Regions from separate parts of the Mus musculus genome. Here regions 2 and 3 are each linked to region 1. A link is a contact called in ENCODE Hi-C or POLR2A ChIA-PET data. All regions are on one chromosome and are shown on one strand. The core of a region is the stretch at or near the end of the contact, and the rest is flanking DNA. Distances in the headings are between cores, read along the strand shown.

Region 1 (4,443 bases), core at 1,008-3,507:
CATAAGGGAAACAGCTTGTGCTCCAAGCAGGCCCAGGCAAGGCCTTCCTCAGCCCTAGACTGGATACTGCTAGCTGGAAATCTTTGACCTTGCAATCTTTCTGAACATTTCAAGGCTAGTGGATGTGAAAAGCTTTGTGAAGAATTTCCCAGGAACTTGAATAATACAATCTCACAAAATGGGGGAACGTTGATACTATTTGTATCAAATCGGTGGGACAAACAGTGCCTCCTCCTCTATTTTCAAATGTGCTGACTTTATTGTTCTCCCCTGCTTTTGCTGTGGGGATAGAACTCAATGCCCTTAATCCTAGGCTCTGCATCAAAGCCACACCCAGGCTGTTTCAGCAGCGTTTTTAAGTTCCTACCATCCTGAGGAAGGACTAGGGTGGACCTTAAAGTCACATGCTCACTGGATCCCTCCCTCATATCCATCTACCGACTATGAATCCTTGGATACACAAAAATTTGCCTTCTTTGGTTAATCCCCTTCCCTTTCTCTATTGGTAATCTGTATGCCATTGGGTTGTTATAAGGATTACATACGATGATATACGCAATGTTTTTTTGTTCTTTGTTTTGTTTTTTGAATAGTACCTGATACAAAATGAGAACTTTCAAGTTTGGGCCAGAGACATGGTTCAAAGCTAGAGTGTTTGTCTCAGAGTGCACAAGGCCTTGGGTTCCATCCCCCACCCCTCAGCACTGTAAGGGGTGGGGGAGGGGAGATGCTAATGTTCTCTAAATATTCAAAAATTAAATTGAAGTAGGGTGTGGTCTCAGTCTCACAAGTCTATACTGTCTTCCCTCCAGAGACTTGGCTACAACACTTATGGCTAGCCTGAACTAGATTGTGAGAAATTCTTTCTCAACAAACAAGACAAATTGAGATAGGTGACACACTTACAAATAACTAAAAGCAACTTGAAAGTCTGTTTCTAAATGAATGAACCCCAAAGAAACTGGCCTTCCGAAATAAGTGGAGAAACCAAATTTTATCCTGAAAAACCGAGTTGTTCCCAATAAACACTTAAATGACCATGAATAAGGACCAAGTGTTATTAGCTAAATTAATGTTTTCATTGATACTCAAGTAACCTGTATCAAATCTAGGGACAAGATATTTATCTGGCATCTAGATTCAATGCTCTTACTGATTTTAAATCACTAATTCCTTCACTCATCCACAGAGCCTCGCTTTGTGGCTCTCAGACTTGGCTGAAACTCACTCACTACCTACCCCATGCAGGCCTCAGGCTCAAGCTAACCCTCCAACTTCAGCCACTGAAGCATCAGGATTTCAGACACGAATCATGGCACCGGGCTCACCTGACATCATTTCATCTTTTCCCCCTAGCATTTTAATGCTTAGTGACGGGTAATCTAACAAAATTTCAATTTAAGACTTATTGGCTGCCATGTTAATACAATGAGTATTTAATCAAGTGGAGGAAGAAAACAGACAGGCCCTTTCTTTGCTAGTACGAGAGAAATCTTCGTGTTTTGATAATGCCGATGGCGACTAAGCAGACCTAAGCCAATGTGGTGTTTAAGCGTCGGGAGAGAGACGAATGGCCTGGATGTGTAACCTTCAGCATCAGACGCTCAAAGGACAGGCACATTTCCAGTAACAGCTTCATTTCCCCGCGCGTTCCCCGGGGAAAGAGGGCGGCGAGTTCTGTTGATGGCATCAGCTGACATCACTGGCTGGGATCATGGGGACGCTGGGCCCACCTCAGCGGTGGCCTGACTGCATCAACCTCTGGGTTTCCCAGCTCCTGCCACGTGAGCCGCCCTAATATGGCCAGGCTCAGGAGCAGCCCAGGAGGGCTTCCTTTCTCCGGCTGAAGGAGAGAAAGCTAGAAACAAATGCTTAAAGTCAAACCCAACCTGAAGAAAAGCAAATGGGGATTTGGGTTCCCGCCTGGTCAAATGTAAATCCTTAGTCTGCAGAAGATCCAACCTTGGGTTATCAATCATTACATTAAAAAAACAAAGCTTTTGCCCCCGCCCCCTTCTTTGCTGCTCCTGAACCTTCTGCAGCCCTGGGACAGACCCCAAACCCCTCGTCCCCCTTTAATGACCCGAGAAGCCCTGGGGGCGGGGTGGGCTGCTGGGGGCCTGGTGTCGGAGCCTCTGGTCCTAGCAGCCTAGGGGGAGATGCTGCAAGGCGTGTCTGGGCTGTGCTCATGTGATGAAGGGAGGGAAAAACAAGGAGGGGGGAGGAGGCTACGAGGTGGCTTTTTTTTTTTTTTTTTCTTTTAAGGAGTTTGCCACGAGCGCGTCCCCTTCATTCTCAGTCCGGGTGTGTTCTCAGCAGGATCGTGGAGAGCGGGTGCTCCTCACCCCTTAGTCCCTGTGGTCCTGGGCGCACATCTCCTCGCCCCTCTGCTTCTCCGCGGTCCCAGGAAGACGGCTAGCCGGCGAGAGTAGGAAAGCCACTGAGCCATGGGTGCAGGCAGTTCCACCGAGCAGCGGAGCCCCGAGCAGCCGGCGGAGAGCGACACGCCGAGCGAGCTGGAGCTCAGTGGCCATGGGCCCGCAGCGGAAGCGTCGGGAGCAGCTGGAGATCCCGCTGACGCGGACCCCGCCACCAAGGTAAGCTGCAGCCACCTGCCCGGGTGGGGCGGGATGGAGATGGGGCGTCCCGGCGGTTTCCGCCTGCCACAACTTCCCGCCGGTACAGCCCATCTGCAAACTCGAGCGCAGCCCTGTGCAGTCTCTGGGGTCTTTTGCACCGGGGCGGGGCTGGCATCTTTGTGGAGGGTCTCTAAGGGCGGCGACCTAGCCAGCCCTTCTGCAACCATCATATCTGCCCTGACCGCCGTTCTCTAGTCTTTCTTCTCTCTTCCGGTGGGCTGGCAGCCTGGGGGATGGCCGGTGGGGCATCCGTAAGAATTGACCACGGCCAGGCTTCTTAAGCCACTTTACACACCCCTAGATCCCAGGTCCCAGAGTGGGGAAGTCGGGACCTGCTTTGAAGCAGGGCAAACCTAGGTTCTAGGTTCCCCGCCCAGTGTTGGCCTTGATACCAGCTTCCACCCGGGCCACCAGGTCTGGTACCCAGAGTCCTGCGGCAGCGCCTGGGACACCGCCTAGCTAATGCAGAGAGCCATGCATGTAGCTCTCTTCCAGACAGAGAGAACCGGAGCAGAAGCACGAATGGAGGGATAGGCAAAGCTCCTGGAGTCCTGTCTCCCTTTCTCACAGTTTACTGCCTGTGGACTCAGTTGGATAAACAAACATTGGAGTTAGAAGTTCTGCACGGATGTAGGAAAAGGCTTAAGTAAGCGTTCCTTGCACTCTTTCTGTCGAGTCCACTGTAAAGCTCTAGATATACTGCATTTTATAGGGATGCTTAGTTTGAGACTGGAATATTTGACCCTGCCCTGCCCATCACAGCCTTTACCTTTGTGTCTTGCTCTCATTATTGTATTTTACTTCTGTTCCTTTTGTTTTGTTATTGTTTAGGGTTGTTAATTAATTAATTTGCTTACTTGTTTTAAGACTGGGTCTCACTCTGTAGCCCAGGGCTGGTTTGGAACTCACTAGCTAGCCCAACTAGTGGCAGTCCTCCTGCCTCAGCCTCTCAAATGATTTCATAGCCACGCCCGGATGGCAACATTGCCTGTTGGCTGTTTTCCAGCACGTGTTTGTGAGCAAGAGTTCGCTCGGGTGGATTTAAGATAGTTTTACAGAAACGTGTTGAACAACCAAACAACTTAAAGGAAAAACCAACCAATTTCAGAATTTGGTGATAGAGAGCAGCGAGGACCTTTAGAAATGGGTCAGGAAGTGGAAACATCTTTGTGTGAGAATAAAACACTGAGTTCCAGGTAAATCTAACAGAGGTGGGACCTGATGGCTTTGAGCTCTTTATGTTGCCTAGTATAATGTAGGCTGGGTGGCCTCTCTTAACAGTTCCTGCCTCCAGTGTTTAACTCATCACCACTTATAAAGTCCAAAGTCCTCACTGCCTCAGATGCGCAGGTCTTCTGAGAGACTTCTGCCATCCAGTCAGTCTCCATCTTTTGGATGCCTCATTTACATTTTAATACTCCGTGTAACACTCTTTGGAAACTTCTTTGAGTACACCTGCCCTTAGTGCTTAGTTTGTGGGTACATTGGGCAGGTGGTGGTCAGGGCAACTGTTCCTTGGCACGCGTGCGTGGGGGTCAGAGGACAGCTCTGTGCGGTTAGTTTTCTCCCTCCGCCTTTATGTGGGTTGTGGGGCTGGAACTCATGCTGCTGGCTTTGCACAGCAGGCACCTGTATCTGCTGACTCATCACCTCACTGCCCCTCACCTTGCTTTGCTGGCGATCACCATCAACATAGCTCCAGTTTGGAAATATAGTCATTTTAAGATATAATTGCTAAAAATCTGCAGTCAGGAGACTTTTTTTTTAACTTTGGTTTTTATATGACGTCAAGGTTTATTATCTG
Region 2 (4,443 bases), core at 983-3,482, 160 kb before region 1:
CTACCACGGGAATATTCCTTAAGCATTAGTGTCAAGTATGTGGTTGCAATTAATTAGTAAGGTCTCTGAAGGAACACTATGTGCTGTGTAATTACAGCATCCTTCCCAGACACTGTTCTTTTTGTAAGTTGCTGCACGTGACTTCCTCCCCTTTCACCTTTGGAATTCTGGGTCAGGCACAGACTTTGGTCCTTAAAAATAAAAGAAGCTGAAAAAGTGACCTCATCTTAGTTCCTAGAATGTAATCGCAGATCAAATAGCCATGATTCATGAGCCAGCACAAAGGGCCCTTTGCTTCCCAGCAGACCCCAAGAAGGGCAGAACAATGGCCCTAAGAGCCTCATCAGGAGCCTTGTTCTGGTTACCTTTCTCCTTCCTGGATATCAATAGCCTTGGAAAGTGCTTTCTACAGCATGTCCAGTGCTGTGTCTAAAAATAGCCTTGCTTATACACACACACACACACACACACACACACACAATGCAAGTGCCTCCTCTCTAGGAGAACCTTCAGAGTAAACAAAAAAAACCTCACAACCGCTAAATAATGGCCTTAAGAGCAGAGGTCTTGTCCTCCCTCAGCTTCTAGCTGAACAAACAGCCACGCCCACTAGCCTCACCTGCTGGAGTCTGTGCCCAGACACAATTGCTGCAGAGCTCGTGTAAACAAAGATCCAGTGCACGAAGCCAGCACTCATGGCAAAGAAAGTAATTCCTTTTCATTCCTGCAGGGTTTTGGAAATTTGCCCATTTGCATGGCGAAGACCCACCTCTCTCTCTCTCATGAACCTGACAAAAAGGGAGTGCCGAGGGATTTCACTCTGCCCATCAGTGATGTCCGGGCCAGCATCGGGGCTGGGTTCATTTATCCTTTGGTGGGAACGGTGAGTACCAGACCTCAAAGCTATTCCTAGTTTGTGTTGCTGTCACGTCTTAATCATGCTCTGCCAACTCTACGAATCACACAGCAGGATGGAATTGACAATTTTTGCTGGTTTTCTAAGCACTCTTCCACCAATAACAGGGTGAAAATACACCTCTGCCATCTCGGGCCAGGCCCTTCTATTTTCAGATCATGTGTTCAGGAGCCACAGAGGCATAAAGTGAATTTCCTTCTGGGAGAGAGAAGAGAGTGAGTGGTCTCAAGATCTGTCTGCTGACTCAGCAGCAGTGTGGCCCAGTGACCGACTTCTGCTGCAACTCAGAGTTACGATATTGTATTTCTATGGGCAAGTTGGGGCTGGCTGCTCACAGTAGCCAGGACCCTAACAGCTACCCCAGGGGTGAGGGGGAATCAGTGGCCCACCCTCTGTTTCCTTCTTCAACACATCTTGTGTGTCCCTTTGGGATGACATTACACATACATCTTATTCCCAACATGTTATTGAAAAGTATGAAATAATATAAAATTGTCAAGTGGGGACATTTCACATTTAAACATAAAAGGAAACATTTTAGTGTAGTGGCTTTCAGGAGTCACACTATTATTAAGTAAAGTATTAGAAAAAGCCAGTGGTGTATACCTTTAATCACAGTATTGAGGAGACAGAGGCAGACAGACCCCTGTGTGTCCGAGACTAGTCAGTCTAATCTACATACTGAGTCCGTGCTCTATATAGTGAGACCTTGTCTTATGTGTGTGTGTGTGTGTGTGTGTGTGTGTGTGTGTGAGTGAGAGAGAGACAGAGAGAGACAGAGGGGGGGTGAGAGAGAGAGAGAGAGAGAGAGAGAGAGAGAGACCTTGTGACCCTGAACATAGGGAAGAAGCTGATTGGTAGACAGAATTGAGTCTAGTGTTAGCTCATTTGAAAGGTTGTCGGGACATAGGAAATAAGTCTCTTAGAAACATAGATGAAGCCAGGAAGATGGTCCTGTGGTGAATCTCCCACCCCACCCCACCCCCACCTCCATGGCCAGGCTAAGACCAAAGCTGTCCTGTAAAATCAGCGTGGACTCTTTCCCCCAGCCTGTTCCTGGGCCTGGCTCTCTGACTTATGACCTGTAATAAATGAATGCATGGAACAGTCCTGGAGCAGCAGCAGCTACTCACAGGTTTCCTGGAGTGAGCCATCAGTGACGTTATCTCAACGCAGAAGTTCCCCTGGTGGCTGCTCTCAGGGACAGAGGGAGTGTCCCTGCCTGCCCGAAATCAGGCCTGAGGAATCAGGAAGGAAGTGAGGCCTAAGTAAAGGGGGTCCAGGAAGGCAGGACACTGTCACTTGGAGGCACTCTGTGACAGTACAGGAAGCCATATGCAAGCTGGGCAAATTCCCCCAGGAGGCCAGGATCTCCTAATAAGGGTGGAATTTACTTTCTTTGTCCGCACTCTGGGCCCTCCCACAGACTTGCTGGAATGCATCAAGCATTCATCACTCCTCTGAGAGACATTGTGGTAACTTCCTGGTGGGATGACTAAGGAGAAGGAATGGGGGGTGGGGGGCGGGATGACACTCAGGGAACTGACCCCTGCAGGTGGGAAAATTCTAGCTGGATGAAGCAATGTTATGCTTAGTCATTCCACATTCAATTGCTATCAGGCATCGGAGATACTGAGATACAAGGCTAACCTCCAATCCCCACTCCCTGACGTCCACAATCAGAACTGTTCTCCATTCTTCAATAGAATTCATTCATTCATTCATTCATTCTCTTATTCAGCAAGTCATTAATGGTACCTCCAGCATGCATGGGGAAGAACGCGGTCCCTTACCTCCCGTGTGGGTTTCTGGTACAGAGACTCTGGTAAATAAATGTCCAACATGGACAGAACACTGTGAGCTTTAGAACACAGGGGCAGGTCCCCTCTTGGTGTGTCCTGAAGGCAGGCAGATAGCCCTTCTGTACCTCTGCTGCTGCTTAAGTCTTGAAAACAAAGAATTCCAGCATAAGCCAGTCCACCCGCGAGTGGTAACTGGGGTCAGCTTGACTGGTGTTGGGAAATCACATGGGGAATGCTGGAAAGGCGTCACCTCTTTGTCCTTCTGGGTATTAGCGGCTGGACACCTACCTGAACTTCCTTCCTTGCCTAGCTGTCGCCTGTGTTTTTGGGGCTGAGCTGTCACATCGCATTCTGTTTGGTAATTGCTTTAATTGGTGCTGATTAACACTTTCTAATGGCTAGTGTGGAGGCTTCTCTGGCCCATTTCACCTCCCCACGATTGATTTTTTTATAGAAACCCCTCGGCTCACCATCCCGAAGACTTTCTGGATGTGTGAGGGTAGCCAAGTATTTTTTCTACAGTCACTTTCTTTGTCCCTATGTAAAAATGCATTCCTGGGCTGGCAAGATGGCTCAGTGGATAGAGATGCTTGCTACCAAGTCTAACAACATCCCAAGTTTAATCCCAAGGACCCATATGGTAGGAAGAAAGACCCTGCTCCTAAAAATTGTCCACAGAATGCCACACATGCATGCACACACCCATACACAAAATTAATTATTGTAAAAGAATTTAAGGAACGTATTCCTGGGTGCCCCTGCTTCTTTAGGATGACATTACATATACATATTCTCCCCAACATATTATTGAAAATTACGAAATAATAAAAGATTGTCAACTGGTATAGTGCACACCTCAGTGCCTCTTTTCCTAAGAAATCATTTGCCAAATGCATTTTTTTTTTTTTGAGCAGGGGCAGAAGGAGCAAATACTTTCTTATAATTTTCCCAACCTCAAATTTTATAAACTACTCTATTCCTTGGAGCTGGTGATTTATAATAGCCAATAAACCCAAGAGCCTGTGTAACTTTTCAAAAAATAATCTCATGATGAAAGAGATTCGTGATATATATATCAGGTGTTCTCTGTCCTATCACATTGGTTCAGCCTTTAATTATTTACAAAGCCTCTTTAATCACTTGGCATGAAATATTATTTACTCTGTAAGCCATATATGTGAAGTAATGTTGGAACATAAATTCCTTAGAGAAAGGACCAGAAAGACCACACCAAACCCTTAGTGTGAAGTAGCGTATATCACTTTTATAACATAAAAAATATGATAAATGGGGAAATGATAAACCATAAGCACTTAGAACAATATTTAACTTGGGCCAAACACTTTCAGGAGAATCAGAGTTCCCCAGCGTGTGGGATCTGACCCCATGTCTCCGTCTTGCCTGTTTGGGCTGCTGGTCATGTTCTGCAAGCGGCGCGCTGCGTTCAAGCAAGGGGAAGGAGCTGAAGTGGCCCTAAGAGACATGTTCTCTGAAGGTGGTGTGTCTGAATGTGTTCCCTGTTTTTGCAAAAGGGAGAAAACCCAGAGATTTCTCCCTGTTAATTAGTCCCGTGCTCTTCTTACACTCGGTGTTGGGGTGGAGACGGGGGCAAAGGACTTCTTTCTTCTCAAAGAGCTTTCCTAAGCAGTTACACATTTCCAAAACAGCATGGAGAGGTATCCAACCAAGCTTGAATTCTTAACAGATGTCCATTTGAAGTTGGCT
Region 3 (4,443 bases), core at 854-3,353, 140 kb before region 1:
CTCCAGCCCCAGGCTGCCCCACCTTACTCCTGACTCCTTGCTGGCCTGCTCCAATACCGCCTCTTCTCCAAGCTGCAAGGCCGGGTGAGAGCTTAAACTAGACCTGTTTGTCAGAACTCTCCTGTGGTTTCAAATAACAGAAACTCGGCTCAGACTTGGACAAAGAGGAAGAACAAATTGGCCCACATAAAGGAGAAGTTCTGCAGTTGATCGGGTCTCAGCCACTGCTGTAGGCAGACTGATGGCTTCTGTCCTCCTTTCCTTGAGGTGGCTCTGCCCACTCCGCCCCCTGTGCCTGTCACAGAGGCCCACCTAAGATAAGACTCTGGGAGAAGGACCTCTCCTCTACCATTGCAAACAGACCAGTACTCAGCGGCCCTGTTTGTCAGGCCAGCCTAGCATCATTGCTGTGACCCAGCAGCAGGGATCCACCTGTGCCGGAGAGAATGGCCTCCAAACTCAGGACATCAGGAAGCACAGCAGTGACTGTCACTCATCAGAGACTTCCCACTGGCAAAGGCTACTGTGTGCTCTGTTGGGGGCAGGGCGGTTGGGATGCAGGAGATAAAAAGTCATTCAATGCATAACTTAGTATATAGCTGCAGCTCCTTCTCATGGTGTGTTTTGTGTTGCATGGAGTCTTCTCTGTGAGACTTCATTTTCTTCTTCAAACACAAGTTGCAGACATCAATAGAAAGCCTCCCTAAGACAGGGAGCTCTCTCAGACTTGAGCTGATTCTTGTACATACACAAACTTCCTACTGTTGCCCATATTGTTTCTTGCTCAGCACATACAAACAGTGTGGGTAGATCAGTGCACTCCATTTTAGTGTTAAAACTAGGAAAGCAAATTCTACTAGTTTGGCCAGTTAAAAAGACCATATGCCATTCCGCCATGTTTAAGTCTGTGTAGCTGACAACTTTATACATGTATGCAATGTCCTTTGTTCGCGCTCACTCCCCAGCACTGTCTCTCATCCATCGGCCATCTCCACCAAGCCCCTTATTGCCTTCAGATCCCCTCAGATCCCCCTGCTGTCTTCCTGCCTGCTTTCTGTTTGTTTTAGTGTGTGGGTGTGCGTGCATGCGCGTGTAGGAAGGGTGTGCCCGAGCGTGCGCTGGTACATGAGTTTTACTCAGCTTAATTCGGGTTGCTTGTGTGAACGTTATTAGGGAGTTATTTATTGGAACATGGACAACTTAACAGTGATGGCATCACTAGAACCAACCACATTTAAACATTTATACTTTCCACTCCCCCTTTTCCCTCCTCTCCCTCCCTCCCCCCTTGTTTTTGTTTGTTTGCTTTGTTTTGTTTTAGCTTTGACTATTTTTTAACTTTCTATGTAGACTATACTGGCTTCAAACTCAACAGAGAGATCTGCCTGCCTCTCTCTCTACCGAGAGGTGAGACTAAAGGCATGCACCACCACACTCAGCAACTTTTTATCATTTTTATAGGTAGTAGATGCCACATTTTAAGTCTGAAAACATCAGAAAGAAATAATGAGGTGTGGTGTCAAGCGGTGTGATCCGGGTGCCCAGGAGGCAGGGGCTGGAGGATCAGGTATTCCAGGTCACCCCCACGTACAAGAATCAGCTGTGGTACCCAGAAATGTGCTGGCAAAGGAAAGGCCTTAAATTTGTAATTTTACATGTATTTATTTATTGAGTGTGTGTGTGCATGGTATGGGAGTGGAGGGGCACCTGGTTGCTGAGGCATATAGTGAGATTGAGGCTGGCTTGGGATACCTGAGATTTCATCTCAAAGGAAAAAAAAACAATAAAAAAAAATAAGTGGTACAATGCCTGCTGGGTAATTCAAGGCCCTGAATTCAATCTTTAGCACTGTAGGATGGATGGATGGATGGATGGATGGACGGACGGACAGAGGACAGACAGATGGGTGGGTGGGTGGATGGATAGATAGACTAGTAGATGGATAGATGGCATAGAAGCTTGCATTGCAGATAGTGACATATAAATGTGTATTTTCATTTATTTATTGATTCATGGTCTGCAAGCCATCCAGTGGCAGGGCATTGCTGTGTGGTTAATTCTTTACCCCACACTGGAACCGGATGGCAACCTGCCATCTAGGATTCACCATTCACTCCTTCCTGCTTGCCAGAGCTGTGGAGATACCAGCCAATGTACTCCGTCGTACCCCATGTTTTGCTGTCTTTTTGTGTGCCTGAGGACTGCGGGGGCATTATAAACGTGGGAAGACTTGAGAGTCACATGTGCCTAGTAAGCTTGTTCTAGAGCATGACACCATGAAAGGGACGCGCAACATTAACCAGACAACTCAGCCCTGACTGGGGCCGTTGGCCACAGAGGAAACTTCTGCATAACCTAAATGACAGCTACAGTACAGATCCGATGGCAGCCCCCGTGTTTGGTTAAGAAAGCTTATTGTGGTCCTTCTATGCACAGTAACGGGCACGCTTGCAGGACCACACTGGAGTAGAAAGCTCCATTGTGGTTTGAGGAGGAGGATGCCTTTTGTCTGGTGACCCAGCTAAGGGAACCTGAGCCAAGATCATATCGGTGATGGAGGTAGAAACACCTCAGGATCTTCCAGTGTTGTTTTTCACTTTTTTTTTTGTTCTTGGAACTGGTTCCTAATGCTAGCAGATCTTTGGAATCCTGAGGCATTTCCTCAGGGCTCTGAGTTGCAGCTTTGGGTCAGCGCCCTCTTGAACTGCCGGTTTCATTACAACAACCATATGCTTCCCTACTCACTCCCTGACCTCCCCCCCTTCCTCCTCTCTCCCACACCCTAACCCTTCCCCTCTCTTTTTCTGGACTCTTTTGGCTTTTTTGTGTCTCCACCCACTAATCCCAGAAGAGTCTCTTAAGTGTTCAGAGCAGATCGCCCAATCATTTCTCAAAAGCTAACTTAGTAGAAATTGCTTAAGCTTTTTGATATTAAGTGGAGTAAACATTTTAATTTGACCCCATATCCCACGACAGCTTAACATGACGGTATAGAAAAGGTAGGAAATTTAAACTCTCACAAGTTGGCAAGAATATTACCATTTTGCCCGCACTTGGCATTGTCAACAAGGGTCCATTCACTGGAGGGGTCATCGGTCTCCATAAAGACAGGACCAATACTTGTCTGCAGCTGCGTTTCCTTTGAACTCATCTACGTGTCTTTGAAGCAATGATCACGGTCTCCAGCTTTGATTCTGACTCTGTGGACCTGCGCCAGTTTTCCTGATTTCATTAAATTTTTGGAAAGAACTGAAACTATGGTATCATTTTATTGCAGCTTTGACATCAATCATAATTTGGGGCGGTCTTGGTGAAAGACAAGGAATTCAGACTGGGAGGCTGGGGAAAGCGGGTCCCAGGGCAAAGGGATAGAATGCACTGTTTACTTCATACAAGTTCAGCCACCTCGACCTTGTGGATTTTTAGCTGGCTTTATTCTAAAGCAGCTACAGTCATATGGCCCAAATCTAGTTATATTTAAAAACAAAAACAAAACAAAAAAAAACCCGCATAATTTTAGAGAGGCCTCTCTCTCCTTCCTTCCCGCCTCATCTCTCTTCTTCTCTCTCCTCTCTTTCTCCTTCCATCTTTTCTTTCCTTTTCTGTCTTCTCCCACTAGCTTTCTCTCCCCAGCCCCTTCCCTCTTTCCCTCTCTGCTGGCTCAATAGGCTGGAGGACCTGTGTGTGCTGGTGGTTCATGGCAAATCTGAACCCAGAATCTATTCAATAGATTCTCCCTCGCTCCACTTTCTCCTCCCCCACCCTCCTTCAACCAAGTCTGCCACGATGGTGTTTTCCTCTGCTCTGCCTTTGCCGCTTTATCTTTGGAAGCGCCTTCCTGTGAGACGCCCAACCCCATTGCCCCAAGTACTCCTCCCCTCAGCGGGCCCAGCGTTGCCTTCTTCAGCATCCTCTATCCTTCGTCCTATGCACCAACTTGTCCAAAATCATTTTCCTGTCCAAGTGTCTTCTCCAGGGACCCCCTCACCCTGCAGTTCGTGAAGGCATTTGCTTATGTGCCATTCAAAGGGGCAGGAATTAGGGACAGTGGTAAGGACAGGGCCACCCCAGGCAGGTCCTGCGGATGTCCTGAGCATGGCATGGACTTGCTTTCCCTCTTCCAGCCAATTGTCCAAACAGCAATTCCCAAGACAGCCAACAGAAGCCACCACGTGGATGTCACAAGAGAGCCCAGCTCTGGACTGATGCTTTGCAACAGGACACCATTCTTCCCATGCTCAGATGACTGAGATATCACCAGACTTACTGTGTCTGGACAAAGTGACATGAAAATCGCACAGTGACACAGAGAAACCCTGTAAAAAAAAAAAAACTTTTTAAAATTCATATATATACACACACACACACACACACACATATATATATACACACATACACACATACATACATAAAAATGTTTATGTCTTAAACCCTGCAAATATA

The links. Hi-C counts contacts between places; a loop is a spot of excess contacts on that map. ChIA-PET counts read pairs that join two places held with the same protein, here RNA polymerase II (POLR2A).
Region 2: POLR2A ChIA-PET joins it to region 1 with 41 read pairs in Patski. The contact joins the enhancer-like site here to the promoter of Akap12 in region 1. A Hi-C loop is called at or near these places in 2 of 37 maps with a recorded cell type or tissue (both v-Abl transformed pro-B cells). POLR2A ChIA-PET finds 5 or more read pairs at or near these places in 1 of 5 experiments (Patski).
Region 3: POLR2A ChIA-PET joins it to region 1 with 20 read pairs in Patski. The contact joins the enhancer-like site here to the promoter of Akap12 in region 1. A Hi-C loop is called at or near these places in 1 of 37 maps with a recorded cell type or tissue (v-Abl transformed pro-B cells). POLR2A ChIA-PET finds 5 or more read pairs at or near these places in 2 of 5 experiments (Patski and embryonic stem cell).

What each region holds. Positions count from the first base shown.
Region 1 is chr10:4,264,072-4,268,514 of GRCm38, forward strand. It overlaps Akap12 (A kinase (PRKA) anchor protein (gravin) 12), which reads left to right and starts at 2,258. Exons shown (of 4, transcript NM_031185.3): 1 at 2,258-2,597. The coding sequence starts at 2,448.
Region 2 is chr10:4,105,647-4,110,089 of GRCm38, forward strand. Mthfd1l (methylenetetrahydrofolate dehydrogenase (NADP+ dependent) 1-like) reads left to right here. Exons shown (of 28, transcript NM_172308.4): 26 at 731-883. Among named protein-coding and RNA genes, the nearest start is that of Gm25515, 3.6 kb to the left of the region's middle. Within about 2 kb of position 2,233, at least 2 of the 3 ENCODE cell types and tissues checked have a DNase peak (open chromatin) inside an H3K27ac peak, as active enhancers do.
Region 3 is chr10:4,126,383-4,130,825 of GRCm38, forward strand. All of the region lies in intron 26 of Mthfd1l (methylenetetrahydrofolate dehydrogenase (NADP+ dependent) 1-like), which reads left to right. Among named protein-coding and RNA genes, the nearest start is that of Gm25515, 24 kb to the left of the region's middle. Within about 2 kb of position 2,104, at least 2 of the 3 ENCODE cell types and tissues checked have a DNase peak (open chromatin) inside an H3K27ac peak, as active enhancers do.